Linked DNA regions of Mus musculus: regions 1 and 2 are each linked to region 3. The links are chromatin contacts, found by Hi-C or POLR2A ChIA-PET in ENCODE. All regions are on one chromosome and are shown on one strand. The core of a region is the stretch at or near the end of the contact, and the rest is flanking DNA. Distances in the headings are between cores, read along the strand shown. Region 1 holds the start of Eif3g (eukaryotic translation initiation factor 3, subunit G). Region 2 holds the start of Angptl6 (angiopoietin-like 6). Region 3 holds the start of S1pr2 (sphingosine-1-phosphate receptor 2).

Region 1 (4,202 bases), core at 947-3,446, 78 kb before region 3:
ACACAACTGTCACCCCAACACTTGCCAGGTGCAAACAGGAGGACCTCAAGACACGCAAGCTCAAAACCAGCCTGAGTTATCTGAGGTAGGTGCTGGTAAGGTAGCTCGTGTGAAAACGTGCAGTACACTTTCTAACACTCATATAAAAGGTTAAGTACATGCTGGGCATGGTGGCGCACGCTTTTAATCCCAGCCCTTGGGAGGGAGGCAGAGGCAGGCAGATTTCTGAGTTCGAGGCCAGCCTGGTCTACAGAGTGAGTTCCAGGACAGCTAGGGCTATACAGAGAAACCCTGTCTTGAGAAAAAAAAAAAAAAAAAAGGTTGAGTACAGGGCTCCACTGTGCCGCTGGCAGTTTCTGGGCTGCTCCATGGCCAGCCTCCCACCAGGGACAAAGGAGGAATCACCCAGACCTTAGGAACCGAGCCAGTTAAACCTGAAACTCATTTCCTGCCTGTAAAACAGGGGCCACAAAGCTCCCTGCCTCCCTAAGCTGGCCTGGAGCCTGAGAAGCTGTGTCTTGCTGAACGCTGGCACGGGACCTTGCTCTCAAGCGTCGCTGTCCCTCCTCTACAAGCCCTCCCCCCTAGGTAAGTAGAGGCTGCTTGCTTCTTCATGTAGACAGGTCAAAGGAGAGAGAATGGAGGTCAGGATGCAGGAGGCTGAGGCAGAAGCATTTAGAATGAAGACCAGAGCTAGAGCCTCTCAAAAATAACAAGCCAGCAAATGGTGGCAATGCCTTTAATCCTAATGCATGTGGATCTATGAGTTCAAGGTCAGCCTAGACCACAGAGTGAGTTCAGAACAGCTAGGGCTACACAGAGAAACCCTGTCTGGAAAAACAAACTACAAACAATAAAACCCAAGAGGGCTGGGTATGTCTCAGTACAGTGTCTGTCACACAAGTGTCCGTCAGACTCTGACCCCGAGCACCCACAGTCAAACACTGTGCACAGAGGCAAACTTGCATTCCCGGTGCAGGCCAGACAGGAAGTGGGGACAGCAGGGTCCCTGGGGCTGTTAGTGCCCAGCAAGCCTAGTCTAGTTCCTAATACCGAGAGACCAGCTCAAACCAAAAGTATGCTGTGCCATGTGCTGGGGGGGATGATGCTGCGCACATCCGCACACAAAAGGAGAACAATAAAAAAACAAAAGTAAATGAATAAATAAAGCATCTAACTTCATCTACTCCTGGGCCCTAACCTTTCAAGGCCTAACACTAAACGTTTACTCCACATCAACAAAAAGGGGCTTCCCAACTCCTCAGGATCAGCCCCAGAGAACACCCTACCCCCCAAATGAGGTAGAATCTCACCTTCCTCCTTGCCACAGCCTTTGATGCCTTCCGGGTCTCAATCCTGAAGGTTCTGACAATCTGAAGATGAATAAGAGAGGAGTGCTTCCAGAGCCTCAGGCCCTGTCTCAGCCACTGACACCCCTCCACCTGAACCCCTGAACACAAAGGCACTGGCCCTATGTGTCCACTTCGACCTCACCTTGAATTTCTTCCCATCTTCCTCTATCTTGTACTCAGTCACTGTCTTTATGTTCCCATTGATGACTTCCTTGGGAGGTGGCAGCGGGTCTGGAGGAAGATGACAGAAACTGATTCCCGGGTAATGGGGACTGGCTGGAAAGTAGGCTTGAGAGTCGGAAGGGAAGAGGAAGCAGGCAGGGATGGACACTGCTCACCTCCGGGCAGTAACTCGGGCTCTGGACTGGTGTCCCCGGTGGGCAGAGGGATTCCTTTCAGGAGCTCGCTGGTGACACATTTGTCTGCCAGAGGGAATTCGGGGAGGAAGGTAGAGTGAGCCACGGGACGGGAACTTTCAAGTCAGAGAGAGAGTGTGTGTGTGTGTGTGTTGTGTGTTTGCGGGTTGCACCGGGGGCACAGCGCAGGGCGAGGGTGGGGCTGGCCACGCGCGGCCCTAGCCGGAGCGTGGGCCCCGGGAACAGGCAGCGGGCGCGGCCACGCTCGGCACTCACCGTCCTCTCCCTCCTCCTCCACCTGGTCGGCCCAGCTGGGCTTCGAGCTGCGGGGACAGGAGATTGGTGAGCGGGTCCCGGCCCCCCGCGCCGCCCAGACCCCCACGCACCCCAGAGCAGCCCCCACGCGGCCTCCCCGGCGACCCCATCGCCACCCCACGCATACTCAAAGTCGCCAGTCGGCATCTCGAAGTCTTAACTCCACGCAGCTCCCAGCCCGGGTAAAGACAGGAAGCCGGAGTAGAAGAGGCTTCCGGTGCCGCGGCCGCAGCCTAGAGCGGCCAGACCGCGGTGAGCACAGCGCCTCCCTGCGGACAAAGGTGGACACGCGGCTCTCGCGCACCGCAAAGCGCTGAGATCCAACCTGGAAAAGGGGTCCAAAAAAAAGCTTCAAAGAACTTTTTAAACTTTTTTTTTCCCCCTTTGGGTAATGGGGCTAGACGTGAGTGTCTCACTCTATAGATAGGATAGCCTCACAATCCTGTCTCAACTCCAAAAGGCTGAAAGTACAGGCTCACGAGCAGTATTCCCAGGGTGGCCTTGAATTCATAGCTGTCTTTCCACCTTACTCTCGTCCGTGCTGGGAATATGAACATGAAATCGCCACACCCGGAACTGATTCGTTCTCTCCCTCTTCCCGGAGAATTAGTTTTCAGCCATCAGTAATCGCAGTGCTGGAGGTGGAAGCTGGAAAATTATGAGTTAAAGGCCATTTTCAGCTACCTCGTGGATTCCAGACTAGCCTGCGCTCCATGCGACTCTGTCTCCAAAACTAAAGGTGTCTTGCTTTGTTCCCCAGGCTTGCCCCTGAACTCCTAAACGCAAGGAATTCACAAATAGCTGGGGCTATAATTGTGTGCCAACAAGCTTGGCTGAAAAGCACGTGTATCAAGAATGCCCTCGCCCCACATCGTTTAGAGGATACCAGGATTCTGGTTTGTTGAAGAAGAAACAGACTCAGACCAAACCCTTTTGTCCTGTGCTAAGACGTCCTTTCTTTGAATAAGAGGCCACCTGGTCTCCTGTGCCTCCTTTGCTGTGTAGCATGCTAGGGTTTATCCTACAACCTTGTTGTGCGTTTGTATTATTTGAAGACAGCATGCTTGTGCATACATAGCACACATGGAGGTCAGGGGACACTTTGCAGACAGTCTCTCCTTCCACTATGTGGGTCTTGGGATTGATCTCAGGCCTTCAGGCTTGGCAGCCAGCCTCCTGCTGTGGTCCAGGAGTCCCCTCACAGACCACACGAGCCCCAGTCTCAGTCAGAGAGAGGCACTTTATTGAGCATACATGTCAGGACTGGTTAACCAGGGCCACAGTCCAGATTCAGGACCTGAACTGTGACCCTGACTTAAGATCCTGCAGGGTTTTTAAGCCTCAAATCCACAAACATCTGGGCCAAGTCACATCACCAATCAGGATTCAGAAATGGGGGGTTTACCTGGGAACATGGTTTTGCCTTACACGTATCCTGCTCCCATTGGTTGGGTATTCAACGGTGGCAAGAGACTTTCCTTGTTGAACATTCATGTCTCAATGTGCCAACCAGGTTGTCAGTTACCCACGCACATGTCTTTCTGCCAAGTAGGATGCCAGTTTCCAGGGAGGTCTTGGGAACTTAAACTTTACTCAGTCATTACTCAAAATGGAAGTCTTATTCCAAAGGGTTTCTTATATTGGTGCAGTTCTCTCTCTCATCTATTTATTTTATTTATATAAACTTGAGCTGTCTGAAGACACACCAGAAGAGGGCATCAAATCCTATTACAGATGGTTGTGAGCCACCATGTGGTTGCTGGGAATTGAACTCAGGACCTCTAGAAGAGCTCTTAACCACTGAGCCATCTCTCCAGGCCAGAGATTTCTCTCTTATGTTGGAGTCCATCCCAGGGACAGCTTATACAGACAAATACCATAAAAATTTATATATGGCTAGTAAGTGCTGCTGGGTGGTTGGTTCAGGTCAAAGCTTATTATGGGTAACTATTCAAAAAAGTTCTACTAACTTCTATCATGATTGGTTTCCAAGGGCACAGGGCATAACAGAATATGTAATCAGTTTTGGCATTAGAAAGTTTCCTAGTAACAGCAGAAACATATGAGAAAGTTTCCTTATAATGGTAGGCTAGCCAAGTAGGCTACCTAGGCCTTGACATTTTATCTAGGCCTTAATATTTTACCTAGGTCCCAGTACCTCCTTAGCTGCAAAAACGTT
Region 2 (4,307 bases), core at 1,404-3,903, 97 kb before region 3:
GCTTGCTTTACTCAGAGAAAGCCAAGCTGATTCCCAGTCTGCTGTTGATCACAGCTTCACTGCTGAGCAGGAGCACGTGGGCCCCAGACGAGTTAGGAAAATCCACAGAACCATCACTAAGCCAAAATTCAGGCCCAATGCTGGGGATGTGGCTCAGCAGCAGAACAGCCACCTCACATATAGGAGGTCCCAGGGACCCCAAAATCAATAGGAATGTAAAACCAGCCAACCTGGCTGTTTGTTGTCCCATGTCTGTCATTTGCGCTGAGGCAGAACATGAGAATCAAGGTCATTCACAACTACACAAGGAGCTAGAACCTAGCCTGAGCTACATGCTAGAACCTAGCCTGGGCTACATGAGACCCTATCTCAATAAAAGAAAAAAGAAAACAAGCAAACAAAACCAAAAAGGCTGGTGACAGAAATTGCCCAAAATTCATAAGTCCCATGTAGTTACAAGAATATATTGTCTTAGGGACTGGAGAGCTGACTCAGCGGTTAAGAGCATTGCCTGTTCTTCCAGAAAACCCAGATTCAATTCCCAGCAAGGTGGCTCACAGTCATCTGTAACTCCAGTTCCAGATCATTTTTAGCCTGTATACACACTCTATACACACATGGTGCACAAACACATATCAGACATGCATCGGTCCACACACATTAAGATGAAAATAGATCCTTAAAAGGATATGCAAGCCTGGTGTGGTGGCGCACGCCTTTAATCTCAGCACTTGGGCGACAGAAGCAGGTGGATCTCTGAGTTCAAAGTCAGCCTAGTGTAAAGAGTGAGTCCCAGGACAGCAACGACTACACAGAGAAACCCTGTCTAGTAAAACTAAAAAAAAGAAAAAAAAAAGTCCTTGTGTATGATGAAAGTGCTTGTAAGCCTAGGAGCTGTGAATATTTTCGTGCAGCCAATGAAGCTCTCCCCAATCATTCACCCAGATGAGCAGTGGGTGGTGCCCCTGACACGGAGCGCGCGGCACAGCTACCTGCTGCTGTCCCCGTTCCGGGCCCGCGCACGCGCGTTGCAGGCGGCCGAGGAGGCTGCTATGCTGGCTCATGAGCTGCGCATGCTCACGGAGCTGTGCGTCCAGCTGCTGCAGGCGTGCCGTCGTCCGGCGCGCTTCGGCCTCAGCGTCCAGCGCGCGCTCGGCTAGCAAACCAAGTGCAGCAGCAGGCTCCGCCCCCAGGTCAGGCTCCGCCCTCGCCTCCTGCTGCAATTGCGCGCGCAGCTGGCCCAGGCGCGTGTTCAGGGTGAGACTGTGCTCGCGCAGTGCGCGCACCTCGTCCGCGAGCGCACCACCCTCCGCCGCACGCCTTTGCAGCGCGCGCAGCAGCTCCTCGTGGCGACCCAGGCGCATGCGCAGCGTGGCCAGTTCGCTGTCTTGGGTGGCTTCTGAGCTCCTGCAGACGGCGCTAGTTGCCTTCTGCGGGGACAAAACTAGGGTGACGCGGCAACGCGCGGCACCTCCGAGCGCCCTCCAAGCGCCCAGCAGAAGCAGCAGTTGCAGCTTGCGTAGCCTGGCGGTCCCCATGGCCGTCACCTGCAGTGAAGAGGAAAGAGACTACTGTTTTAGCCTAGACGGGTCCCAAAGCTCCAAGGTAGCCAAGGAGAGCTAAAGTATTGATCCCTGGGCGTCACTTCCTACGGTTGTACTCCACAACAGAGCTGGGCTGCAGCTCGCAGCGCAGATTGTCCGTTTACCACAGTTCATACAACAACCAGAATCATTTTACACCCCAAATCCCTCTCCATCCTCGGTTCCGGACACTTGGACCTGGTCACCTCTCCCCTCAGAACCTTCGGTGGCCCCCACTTAAAGAGAAAACTTCCATTTTGCGTGGGGGGCGGGGCGTGCAGGGGATGGAACATCCATCACTCATGCTGGGCCCCTCTTTTCTAATTTGAGACATGGTGTCACTAGTAGCCCAGTCTGTTACCGAACTAGGTTAGGATGCTACTGCCTGGGCCTCTTCATCCCTAGATGGCTTGTGTGTGCCACCATACCAGGTTAATATTCGTGACTCCCCACTCCTGCCCTGCAGAATTCACACCCAGGGCCCTATGCCACCACTCCCAGGCACTCGGGCACACACTTGGACCTGCTCAGAAGAAACCACAAGTGCAAAGGTCCTGGAATTGGATCTCATTTCAGATGTGCTGAAAAGAAGACATAGCAAAGAGGCCTGTGGGGTGGCATAGAAGGGAAGTGAGAGAGCCGTGGAAACTTCTGAGCTAGAGGCAAGGTACATCAACTACAGTGGCTGCTCATCAGGCGTCAGCTCCCAAGCACTGGGCAGTCTTGGGCACATGTGGCCGCCTTCGTTGGCAAGCTTGGAGTAAATGAGAGACCTGGGAGCCTCCCTGTGCCCCCCCACACACAACGTATACACACACACACACACATACACATACATACATACGCACATACATATACATGCACATACATAGACAACATACATACACACCCGTACACACACAATCAAGACCAGATGCACTCTACAAACAGCATCTACCTACATCCACTCCTACCCACTCTCACCTCTCACAGCCCAGACGCTGGCTCCAGTGAGGTTTGCGGCAATTCCACAAAATCTGAGGAAGGCCTGAAGGACCAGGACGAAGGACCGGGAGTCCTTCTGGGTGAGTATCTGGGTGCAGGAGACTGAAAAGACAGAAGCCGAGAGAAGACTTGGAAACCACCCATCCCCCAGAGCATGGATGGAGCCTGGGAGCACAGCAAGTGTAAATATTTAGTATTTCCAGTGTGAGAACCCTGGGCAGAATAGCCAGATCCCCTTGCCCAGGCCTCCGGAGCATGATAACAGAGGCCACTGCCCTACGAGTCTCTTCCTTTCTCTCAGGCTCACAGAGCATGGGAGGCCCTAGGCCCTGGTAGACTTGTGGGCTCCAGACTCAGACAACCATGACAATGATGATGTATCAGTGAGTACCCTGATGCCTGGCGCTGGGGACACCCTTAAAGGGGTAAAACTTTCTCATTTAACCCCAGCAGCCAGTAGAGGTGTGAGCCCCTGCCTAGAATCCCCCAGTGAGGGGCTGGGGGTGTAGCTCAGTAGTAGGACACTTACAAAGTCCTTGGTACCCAATATTGCCAGAAGAAACAAAACCTTAGGATGTGGTAGCACAGACTTAATCACAGTACCTGGGAGGCAGCAGCAGTTGGAGCTCTGTGAGTTCCAAGCCAGCCAGTGAGCCCCTGTCTTAAAAGGGAGTGGGAGTGGGTGTTAGATCGGAACTGATGAAGGCAACATGGAAATAAAAGCCAGCATCAGCTCAACAGAGCAGGCAGTCCTTTACTAGAGAAATGGAGATTGTACGAGGGGCAGGGGGCTTGGAATGTTAGAGGACACAAAAGGGAACATTGCGGAGGAAGATTTTATCTGAGGGTTGTTTTATGTTGACTTATTAGTCGTTAGTCTTCTCCTGGCTCCTGCCTGCAGATGCTCTCATTACTATGTTGGCTTTCTTGTCAGACAAGATGTTTCTGTCCATATGCTACCCAGCAAGTTTTGGAGCTGTCCGAGGCTCTTTGCTTTAGATCCTTGTCTTAGTCATGGTTCTTCTGCTGTGAAGAGACACCATGACCAACTTATACAAGAAAGCATTTAATTGGGGGCCTGGTTACAGTTTCAGAGGGTGAGTCTATAACCATTATGACAGGGAGCATGGCAGCAGACAGACAGATAGACAAACATGATCCTGGAGCAGTAGCTGAGAGCTTGCATGCTACACATAAGCAGGAAGCAGAGGAGTGACCTTTTTGTTTGGCTTCAGACCCTGGGACAGGGGACAGTGTGTGTGTGTGCACACACACACGCGAGCATGCACATGTTTTGCATACCAAAGCAGACCTGGCTTCTTTTTTTTTCTTTCTTTCTTTTTTGTTTCTTTGGTTTTTCAAGACAGGGTTTCTCTGTGTAGCCCTGGCTGTCCTGGAACTCACTTTGTAGACCAGGCTGGCCTCAAACTCAGAAATCCGCCTGCCTCTGCCTCCTGAGTGCTGGTATTAGAGGCGTGCGCCACCACTGCCCAGCTCAGACCTGGCTTCTAAGTTCTCCCAGCATCCCTCAGTCCCAACCTGGCACACCCTGCCCCCAATCCTGCAACCAGAATCTTCTGCGGCAAAGCTTTTATTGCTTACTTATCAGGAGGGAAGACCCCGAACCGGGGAAATGGCGCTGCTTGTATAGCCCACAGCGTGACGTTTCAGCACCTGATGTGGTGTGACAGCTCCTGATTCGTTGCTCGCCCATCACCCCATTACTACACTGCGAGATGG
Region 3 (3,857 bases), core at 1,185-3,684:
AGATAAGTGTAAGTTTAATAAATATATATTAAATATATAAAAATATATATGTATATATATGAAAAGCACTGTGTGTTTGTGCACTTTAAATCTCAGGATTCAGAGTCAGACATGCAGAGCTCTGTGAATTTGAGACCAGCCTGATCTACACAGTTTCAGGACAGCTAGAGCTACATAGTGAGACCCTGTCTATAAATACATAAAATTAAGGATAACTTGGTGTAGCTTAGGGACACAGCGTCATGTTGAAGCCCTGGGTTGCCAGGACTGCAAAAAATACAGGAGGAAGAGGAGCAAGTGAAAGGGTTTGGAGTGAGGGAAGAGAGACAGACCTGGACTTGACTGCTTTGCTAAAGATTAGTGGAGAGGAAGGCTGAAGGAGTCTGGTGACTCCCCTCTACTCCCTCCCAGTTCCACAGAGCTCCCTCATCCCTCAAAAGCTTTGGTTGCTTGTGGTAGCCCCTTATGCATGTCTGCTGCCCACCAAACTTGCAAGGGAGAACTGCCGGAGAGCTCAGAACTTTTATCCTCACCTCCCATCGCCACAATCTCTATGGCTCCCTAGGGCCCAGGCATACACTAACCTCCCAAGGCCCATTTGAGGTCGAAACCTGCTGTAGTTGCCTCTGGTATATCCTACAGACCCCCTCCCCACCCCCACACAAACACTTTTTCCGGCAGACTATCTTATCTTTGGATTTCATTCGACTGTCACTGTCTAGGCCTTCAGGAACTATCTTCTCTTTTTGTTTTGTTTTTGGGACAGGGTCTTACTGTGTAATCCGGGTTGACCAGAAACTCATTTCGTAGATCAGGTTGGCCTTGAGTTCACAAAGATGCCCCTTAACTCAGTCTCCTGAGCACTGGGATTAAAGAAATAAGGCATTTTACCCAGCACAGCCCACCCCTAATTTCTATCAGAGCATCTGACTTTATCATCGGAAATGATCTTGTTTTCCACAGTATCGTGTGAGGCCAGCTACCAAGTTCACCCTCAGCCTCTCTTGCTTGGTGCAAGCGAGGCAGGCGCATGAATGAATGAAAGAGCCTGAAATTGGGGGGCTCGTTCGCATGCAAAGCATGGGGACATCTCCTGGCAGCACCCCTACCCTACCACTATAGGAAGCTGAAGCCGGGCGCGTCTCCTTGGCGACAGTAAGACCCGCCTGGCTCAGGCAGCACTCTCCAGCTCCTTATCAGGCCGAGGAATGCGTGGTATCCACACTCGCTTGCGCTGGGGCGGCGCCATCTCTCTCTCCTGAGACCCCGACACGCGCGCAGGATGTCCCTATCCTGCACAAAGCAACAGGGGGTGGCCACATTTCTGCACCCCACCAGAGGCCCCCCACATCCAGATTCCTGGGGCACTGGAGAGAGTAACTACAGCTACTTCATTCCCTCCCCCCCCCTCAGTGATGCTCCCATGTTGCCCCGCAGGGGACAGTAGGCTCTGCGGGTGTCGCCTCGGGCATCTAACAACAAGGATAGGGACGGGGGTGGGGAGGTGGAAATCCCCGGGTGAGTCAACCCATGCTCTAGAGGGGGGCGAGGTCCCAACGCCGTGTAGCCCGCGACAACGCGGACTCCACGCCACGCGTGCCTTCCTTCACTCCTACGCCCCATCCCTGAGCTAGGAAAAGGAGACACCTGGACTTTGCAGTTAATGTCCCTTTCCTTCGATACAAAGTGATTCTTCCGAAAGAGAGACTGAAAGAGAGGGGCAACTAACTGGAAACTGAGGCAAAAAACTAGTCTCACAGGCGGTGGGGCGACGGCCTTCGCCGGGGACCCCGCCCATGAACTCTGAAAGCTTTCCCCGCTCGCTCGTCCGTAGCACCTTTCATCCTAGCCGGAGACAGAGAAGAAGGGATGCTGCACCTCTCCCCAACAACCTCACTGCCCCAAACCCTGCTTCCTGAGAACCCCCATCCAGTCTTGCAAAGTCTCCAGCTCAAAGCGCTCGGATTCCGCCTTTCTCTTCAGCGCCAACTTCCTGCCCGAAGGAAGGCGGGGAGCTCAGTCTGGGGGTGCGCCACTGAGTAGGTGGCGAGCTGCCTGGAGTAGTGGGCAGGGGCGCATGGTAGATGATCTGTTCCCTCGGTGCAGCAGAGCCTGGAGCAGCGCGTGCAACGCCTGTACGAGCGCCTGACCCCGGACCGGGCCCCCCAGCTGGGATCTCAGGGTCTCCGTGAACCGCGGCCGCCCAGATCGGAACCTCCCCTCTGCCCCGCGCGCTCACCTGGCTAGGCCGGCCGGGGTCCCTGCCCTGGCCTGAGTGGCCTTGGCGTCTGCGCCCCGGGACAGCCAGTGGTTGGTTTTGGAGACTGTTGGCTGTGCTCGGTCTATGTCCCGGAGTTGGGGACCCAGGACAAGAGAGAGGCGGGCAGAGCCGCTGCCTCCGGCCCCAACTCCCTGCTCGCCCCGCCCTCCTCTCCTCCTCTTTCCGGCGGCGACTTGCAATGAATTCCAGATGTGGCCCGCCAGTTAGCCAGGGCGCGCACGGGGGAAGAGCAGGGCCCCTTTGTCCACACCCCCACACACACACTCCTGCCCTGCTCCTCCCAACCCCCACTCGTGAGAACTGCCGTGGCATGATGTCACGGCCGCGTGACGTCACAGCTCTCTTAACCCAGGTGACCTAGTACTGAAACAACTGTATTCCATTTGGCTTAGCGCCAGGCTAATGCTTGGGACCTGGAAATGGAGGAAATCACACTTACCTACTATGTGAGAACTCAGCAATTCAAGATTAAGCACCTACTATGTGTTTCTACAAGAAATAAATTCCTACACTGTATCATACCCAGCCCCCCAAACAGAAGACTTGGTAAGAACTCCCAGATCCAACTGGGCTTTGTGGCACATATGCCTGTCATTCCAGCATCTGCCACCTGGGAGGTGGGAAGATCAGGAGTTCAGGGTCCTCTTAGCAACCTTAAGCCACTGCCTGCTCAAGACCCTTTCTGAAAAACAACAGGCAGGGATGTGGAGGCAGGTGGTTGAGTGTTTGCCTAGCATGCATCCTCAACACTGCAAAAATATGGAATGGTGGCTTGGGCCTCTAATTCCAAACTTGTGAAGTAGAAGCAGGAGGTTTGTTTTAGAGTTCAAGGCCAATCTGGATCACATGATCCTGTTGGCTCCTTCCCTCCAAACAACTCAGGGTGAAAAAAAAATCCAAAATTAGAGTGAGTGACAGAAGGTCAGCTGTCCAGCTCCACTAGGCAGGGAGGGGAAAGGGCTTGTCTGGAAGCCTGACCTGAGGTCAGTCCCTGGAAGCAAAGTTGGCCTCTGACCTCCACAGGGCACACTGGCATTGCTGCACCTACATTCATTCACTGATACATGTACAATAATAATAAATGCATTTAAAAAAGAATAACAAAACCGGGCGTGGTGGTGCACGCCTTTAATCCCAGCACTCGGGAGGCAGAGGCAGGCGAATTTCTGAGTTCAAGGCCAGCCTGGTCTACAGAGTGAGTTCCAGGAGGCTGTGAGTTGTCAGTGGGTAAGGCCTTGCCTGGGACCCACAAGGTGGAAATTGAGAACCAATTCCTGCAAGTTGTCCTGTGACCTCCAAGGCCTGCTGCTGAGGCACATGCACACACCCACGTACATGTACACACCCACGTGCATGCACGCACATGGGTATAAAGTTAAAATTAATAAATTTTTAAAAGGCGCTAAAGAGGTGCCTCTAATGGTCAAGAGCACTTCCTGCTCTTGCAGAGAACAGAATGTCCCAGCACCCACAGACCTGACAACTTCTGAGTCCAGCCCCAGGGGATCTGACCCTTTCAGCCTCAAGGGCCCGTGTACACACATGCACATACCCACAATTACACATAATTAAAAAC

Evidence for each region. A loop is a pair of places that touch in the nucleus more often than their neighbours do. ChIA-PET counts read pairs that join two places held with the same protein, here RNA polymerase II (POLR2A).
Region 1: a loop to region 3 is called in a map of heart, with 4 times the contacts of the local background. The contact joins the promoter of Eif3g here to the promoter of S1pr2 in region 3. A Hi-C loop is called at or near these places in 1 of 37 maps with a recorded cell type or tissue (heart). POLR2A ChIA-PET finds 5 or more read pairs at or near these places in 4 of 5 experiments (Patski and embryonic stem cell).
Region 2: POLR2A ChIA-PET joins it to region 3 with 46 read pairs in embryonic stem cell. The contact joins the promoter of Angptl6 here to the promoter of S1pr2 in region 3. POLR2A ChIA-PET finds 5 or more read pairs at or near these places in 4 of 5 experiments (Patski and embryonic stem cell).

The regions. Positions count from the first base shown.
Region 1 is chr9:20,896,394-20,900,595 of GRCm38, forward strand. It overlaps Eif3g (eukaryotic translation initiation factor 3, subunit G), which reads right to left and starts at 2,197. Exons shown (of 11, transcript NM_016876.3): 1 at 2,151-2,197; 2 at 1,985-2,031; 3 at 1,691-1,774; 4 at 1,495-1,583; 5 at 1,314-1,373. The coding sequence starts at 2,170.
Region 2 is chr9:20,877,057-20,881,363 of GRCm38, forward strand. It overlaps Angptl6 (angiopoietin-like 6), which reads right to left and starts at 2,654. Exons shown (of 6, transcript NM_145154.2): 1 at 2,547-2,654; 2 at 993-1,547. The coding sequence starts at 1,538.
Region 3 is chr9:20,974,359-20,978,215 of GRCm38, forward strand. S1pr2 (sphingosine-1-phosphate receptor 2) reads right to left here and starts at 2,435. Exons shown (of 2, transcript NM_010333.4): 1 at 2,240-2,435.